Linked DNA regions of Homo sapiens: region 1 is linked to region 2. A link is a contact called in ENCODE Hi-C or POLR2A ChIA-PET data. All regions are on one chromosome and are shown on one strand. Each heading gives the region's core, a stretch centred on a gene start or an enhancer-like site at or near the end of the contact. The rest is flanking DNA. Distances are from core to core; before and after follow the strand shown.

Evidence for each region. Hi-C counts contacts between places; a loop is a spot of excess contacts on that map. ChIA-PET counts read pairs that join two places held with the same protein, here RNA polymerase II (POLR2A). Pooled maps may share reads with other maps.
Region 1: a map of naive thymus-derived CD4-positive, alpha-beta T cell shows a loop between it and region 2 (8-fold over the local background). The contact joins the promoter of CRY1 here to the enhancer-like site in region 2. A Hi-C loop is called at or near these places in 3 of 168 maps with a recorded cell type or tissue (CD4-positive, alpha-beta memory T cell and naive thymus-derived CD4-positive, alpha-beta T cell) and 10 of 50 pooled maps. POLR2A ChIA-PET finds 5 or more read pairs at or near these places in 4 of 52 experiments (CD4-positive, alpha-beta T cell, activated CD4-positive, alpha-beta T cell, activated CD4-positive, alpha-beta memory T cell and 1 more).

Annotation. Positions count from the first base shown.
Region 1 is chr12:107,092,262-107,094,961 of GRCh38, reverse strand. CRY1 (cryptochrome circadian regulator 1) reads left to right here and starts at 1,413. Exons shown (of 13, transcript NM_004075.5): 1 at 1,413-2,158. The coding sequence starts at 2,001. RefSeq lists silencers at 942-1,021, 1,352-1,581 and an enhancer at 1,122-1,271.
Region 2 is chr12:107,367,276-107,369,975 of GRCh38, reverse strand. The region is part of intron 1 of ABTB3 (ankyrin repeat and BTB domain containing 3); the gene reads right to left. Among named protein-coding and RNA genes, the nearest start is that of ABTB3, 50 kb to the right of the region's middle. Within about 2 kb of position 1,280, at least 3 of the 41 ENCODE cell types and tissues checked have a DNase peak (open chromatin) inside an H3K27ac peak, as active enhancers do; they include CD4-positive, alpha-beta T cell, where a contact is called at or near this core.

The sequences.
Region 1 (2,700 bases), core at 164-2,663, 280 kb after region 2:
AATAAAAACAAAAGAAAACTGAATACAGACCCAGTCCTTGAGAAATCACACTTCAGAGGGAATCAGAGGCACATTATTATGATAATAAGTACTATTACTGAGTTGGTATTGCTAGGAATGGGCACTTTTCAACTAATTTTCACGGTAGTGTGAAAAGTGATGTAACAGAAACATACTTGGAGAACCCAGGGAGGTCCTAAATTTGCCCTAGGGATCAGGAATACTTTCAGAAATTAGTTATTATTTCATCTGAGTCTAAAGGGATGCGTAGAAATATCCTAGGTAGCTCAAAGGTGGTAATATTGAGTACTGGATTCCAAAGAAGAGTATTTTATAGAGGAAAAAACAGCAAAGGTTAAGAGACAAATTGTAAACCCCAGGAGGGGTGGGGTTTTAGTCTGTTTTATTAAGTATCTCCTGTATCTCTAGTGCTTTGAACAGTGCCTAGTTCATTCAAAAAGTAATCATTGAATGAATTTAAGGGCATCATATATCTAAGGGATGCCATGGCCTGCAGTTCACTGTCGCTGGAAAAGTAGACAAACGTCCAGTTTCAAAGAGACCGGTAAACTACATTAAATGTAAGAGACGAGGGGTGAAAGGTTGATGATATATATCGCTAGTATTAAAAAAATTCCAGGAAGTCCAGGAATGCCTGGCATCCGTCCTGCCAATTACCCTTTTCCCCAGAGTATGTACAAGGGGGAGGAGGCACCCAAGGGCCAGGAGAGTGGAGGGGCACAGCTCCACAATCTCCAAAGTAGGGTTCTCTGGCCAAAGCAGGATTGAAGCACATGGTTTGGACTTGAAATGTACGTGGAGCCTCCCACTCTCCTCCTTCCACTCCATCCTCCCCTCACTCTCCGCCCGACTCCACCACTGGCTCCTGAAGGAAACCGGACAATTTCCAGGCCCTCCCCAAATCCCACGGGAGGAATCGCCGAGCGCGCTCCTGCCCGCCGGCCCCGCCCCCTTACCCTCTGGAACGCAGCGAGAGCGCACGCGCGCCTAACGGAGCAGCGCGCGCGCCCGCAAGCTCCCCGCATCCCCGTGCTCATCCGGGTCTCAGCGAGCCTCGGCCAATGGTGGCCGCTCATGGCCCTTGGGGGCGGGGCTAAGCCTTCCCTCACAAGGGGCCTGTGGTCAACGCGATTTGCTTCCAAGGGACGGCCACCAGTCGGCACAGGAAAGGGGCAGAGGCAGTGAGTTCAGCGTGTGGACGAGGGTCAACAAGTTTGGGATCAAGCGGCTGCCGCTCCTCCAAAAGCGACCGAAGCGCGAGCAGATTACCCCTCCGAGCCAGTGTAGTAAACACACTTCAGAAACGTGAGGTGCCGGTGGTCACGAGGGGAGCGCGCCCTCCAATGAGGAGCCGGGGGCGGGGCCGAGGCCGCTGACGCGGCGGCGGCGGCAGAGTCACCCGGGCAGCCTCGGGACCGGTCACCGGCCGGCAACCGTCCAGCGGCCTCGACCACCGCCTCTAGCCTCCGTTCCCGGTCCTTTCTCCCGGGCCGAGAGACAGCGTCGCCGACAGGGGCTCATTCCCCTCCGGTTCTCCTCGGTGACTCACCTCGGGCGGGCCGTTTTGTCTTTAGGGGCCGCCTTGGTGGGGCGAGGTTTCCGTGACGAATCTCCTGGGGCCGTCCGTGCCGGCTCGGGCCGTCGTGGCGGCTCGAGCTCCTGGAACTTGCTCAGGCTCCGGAGGTCCGAGGCCCTCGAAGTTATGCGTCGCCTCCAGGCGGTTGCGGCGGGCGCGGGCTCCTAAAGGGCGTCACACCCGGACTCCGCCGACTAGGCAACCTCCATTCATCTTTCCACTGCGCCTCCGGCGCCCCCGCCTTCTCCGGTCCCCTCCTCGGAGTCATTTTTTCCTGTTCCCCCTCTGCCGCCCTTTCCTCACGCCCCGGGTGAGGCAATTCTCTTGGAAGCGAAGGTGTCGGCTATGAGCCGGAGCCTCCTTCCTTGAATTTCTCCGTGGAGGACCCGCCGCGCCCCCCGGCATGGGGGTGAACGCCGTGCACTGGTTCCGAAAGGGGCTCCGGCTCCACGACAACCCCGCCCTGAAGGAGTGCATTCAGGGCGCCGACACCATCCGCTGCGTCTACATCCTGGACCCCTGGTTCGCCGGCTCCTCCAATGTGGGCATCAACAGGTGGCGGTGAGTCACAAGCCCGTGGGAAATGGATTTGGGTGTTTAATGAGTCTGATGTTAATGAATTCCATGCGATCCGCCAAATCTGTGAATTTAGACGTGGGACTGTCTTGCTTATACCGCTTACGAATTTTAGGTGCCCTAAGTATTAAATAGAATTGACTTAATACTTCTCTGGCCAAAGAGTACTGACGACCTGAAACACTCGGTCTTCATCAGTGAGTTATGTGTCTTTCTGTGCTAACTGGAGCTCCTCCCCTGAATTTGTGGAGAATTCTTAGTGCTGGAGTTAAAGAAACACCTTTCCTGTCCTTAGTGGCCATTGTATATGGATTCCCTTGGCCTTTTTGTGGCATTCGGAAGGATTGTGATGTTTCCTGTTTACGTTTGTGTCTAGGTAACTCATAGTATGGAGAAAAATCATTCATTCAGTACAGCAGGCTCCAGATCCAGTGTTCTTCCACCTTGAGGTTACTGTGGGAAAAGCAAGGGAAACAGCATTATCTGGTTTCTCTGCTCGGTTCTTTTTCTCAACTCCTCCTTGTGGT
Region 2 (2,700 bases), core at 31-2,530:
GGTTGAGGGAGTAGTTCAAGTTCACGTGGCTGTAAGTGGTGGAGCCAGGAACAAGCCTGGGTTCCTCTGACCCCAAGTTTAATGTTAGTTTCATTATGCCTCACCACCTCCCAGCATTACAGGAAATCATCAGGGCTCCCCTACTCAGAATACACCAGGCAAATTCTGCCAAACAAAACTCATTCTGTTTTATTTCTTGAACAATAAGGTGCAGAGAGCTCAGAAGAGAACAAAAGCTCAGAAAAAAAAAAAAAAAAAAAAAAAAAAACCATGTTTGGGCTGGGTATGGTGGCTCATGCCTGTAATCCCAGCACTTTGGGAGGCCAAGGAGGGTGGATCGTCTGAGGTCAGGAGTTCGAGACCAGCCTGACCAACATGGTGAAATCCTGTCTCTCTTAAAAATACAAAAAATTAGCTGGGTGTGGTGGTGGGTGCCTGTAATCCCAGCTACCCAGGAGGCTGGGGCAGGAGAATTGCTTGAACGTGGAAGGCAGAGGTTGCAGTGAGCCAAGATCACACCATTCACTCCAGCCGGGGTGACAAGAGCGAGACTCCATCTCAAAAAGAAAAAAAAAAAAAAAAACCCTTGTTTGAACCTGATTTATAATAAAGGTTGCATCTCATCTTGATGGGGAAAGGAATGGTTCTATAATGTCGAGAAAACTGGCTCACTAAATGAATTTGGATCCCTCTCAAACACAATATATGAAAGTAGACTCTAAGTGGATGAAAAACCTAAATGTGAAAGCAAAGTTACAAAGCTAACAGAAGAAAGTGAAACAATACCTTTGTGAACTTAGGGCATGGAAGGTCCTCTTAAATAAAATCCCCAAGGCACGAACCAAAAAGCAAAAAGAAAAAAAAGTTGGTAGATTTGATTACATCAAAATTAGGGCTTCTGTTCAACAAAAGACACTGTGAACAAAGTTAACAGAGAGGTGGCAGAGTGGAAAGTGATATTTACAATGTCTAAACCCAACAAAGAATTAACATCTAACTACATATGTAACTCCTATAAATCAATGAGAAAAGAAAGGAAATGCAATAGAAAAATGGTCTGTAGATATGAATAGGCAGGTCACAGAAGTGGAAACCAGAATAGTCAACAGGCAGATGAAAAGATGCTCAAATTCGTTAGTAATAAGATAAATGAAAATGAAAGTAACAATAGATTCCACATTATACTCAACAGATTTACAAAATTACAATGTTGAGTAATATTGATTGTTAAACAGGATATGGGTAAATGGGAACCCCTCCGCGCCACTGGTGGGGGTCTAGACTGGCATAGCAGTTCCAGAGACTCACCTGGTACTGATTATCGAAACCAAGTTTGTATAAACCCTGTGACCCGACCAACCCACTCCTGAGTATAGATACTTGCATGGGGTCCATATGGGAACAAGTGAAAGGAGATTGTTCCCATAATGACAACATTATTGTTCACGGTACTGGGGAATTGGATGCAACTAGTTGCCCATCATTAAAGAATGGATAGACACAAAATATGATGGGTGCCAACTATGTGATAGTCATTACACAGTTCACCAAATATTTCCAGTGTCTCCGTCTCTTAGATTCATAGTAGGCTTGCAGTTCCCACTGCTTTTAAAGTGGAGAATGGCCATGTGACTTGTTTTGGCCACTTCTGGGCAGGCTTTAAAAATCAGTGTGCTATTTGTCACCTTCTGGACAGAGCCTTTAAGAGCCAGTGTGTGATTTGCTACTTGCTCATCTCTCTGCCGTGTTGAATGGTGGAGGCTCCATCAGCCTACGTCTCCAAAGCAAAACTCTTATTAACGGGATGGATATGTAGTGGAGCCAAGCAGTAAACCTGCATAATTTTAAGCTGCTAAGATTTTTGTGCTATTACCGCTGCATAACTTAGCCTATCTTGATGGAGTTAACTGTGCAGCTGTTAGAAATAATAAGCTAGATGTACAACCAACATGGATAGATATTGAGAACATAGGTGAAAATGGAAAGATCAGGACAAGCTCCTTTGTGCAATATCGTTTCTATAAATCAATAACACACACACAGAAAGCAATTTTACATGTTTTATAAAGACATGTACCTGTTCAAGAGCATATATTAAACGCCTTGGATGAGTACCTACAGGGGAGTGGAGATTATAGACAAAAAAGTGAAGAACTAAAATGAGAGAGAGAGGCCGGGAGTGGTGGCTCACCCCTGTAATCCCAGCACTTTGGAAGGCCAAGGCAGGCAGATTGCCCGAGCTCAGGAGTTCGAGACTGCCCTGGGCAACATGGTAAAATCCCGTCTCTACTAAAATACAAAAAATTAGCCAGGGTGGTGCCGTTCGCCTATAGTCCCAGCTACTCGGAGGCTGAGGCACGAGAATCGCTTGAGCTGGGAGGAGGCAGAGGTTGCAGTGAGCCGAAACTGCGCCACTGCACTCCAGCTTGGGCTACAGAGTGAGACTCTGTCTAAAATAAATAAATACATAAAAATAATAAAAATAAAATATTAATAAAATGAGAGAGAGAGCCCTTGCATAATGATAAAATTTCCGTGAACTTCTGAGTATGAATAATTCAACCCTCTGTTGAATCCAAGATCCAAAACAAAAAGGAAAGAGGAAAAAGTGTAAATCATTTTTCTTGGTTGACTTCAGTATGCATTTTAAACTCTTCATGCCAATCAGTCAAGCACAGAGTTTCCTTTTCCTCACCAAAT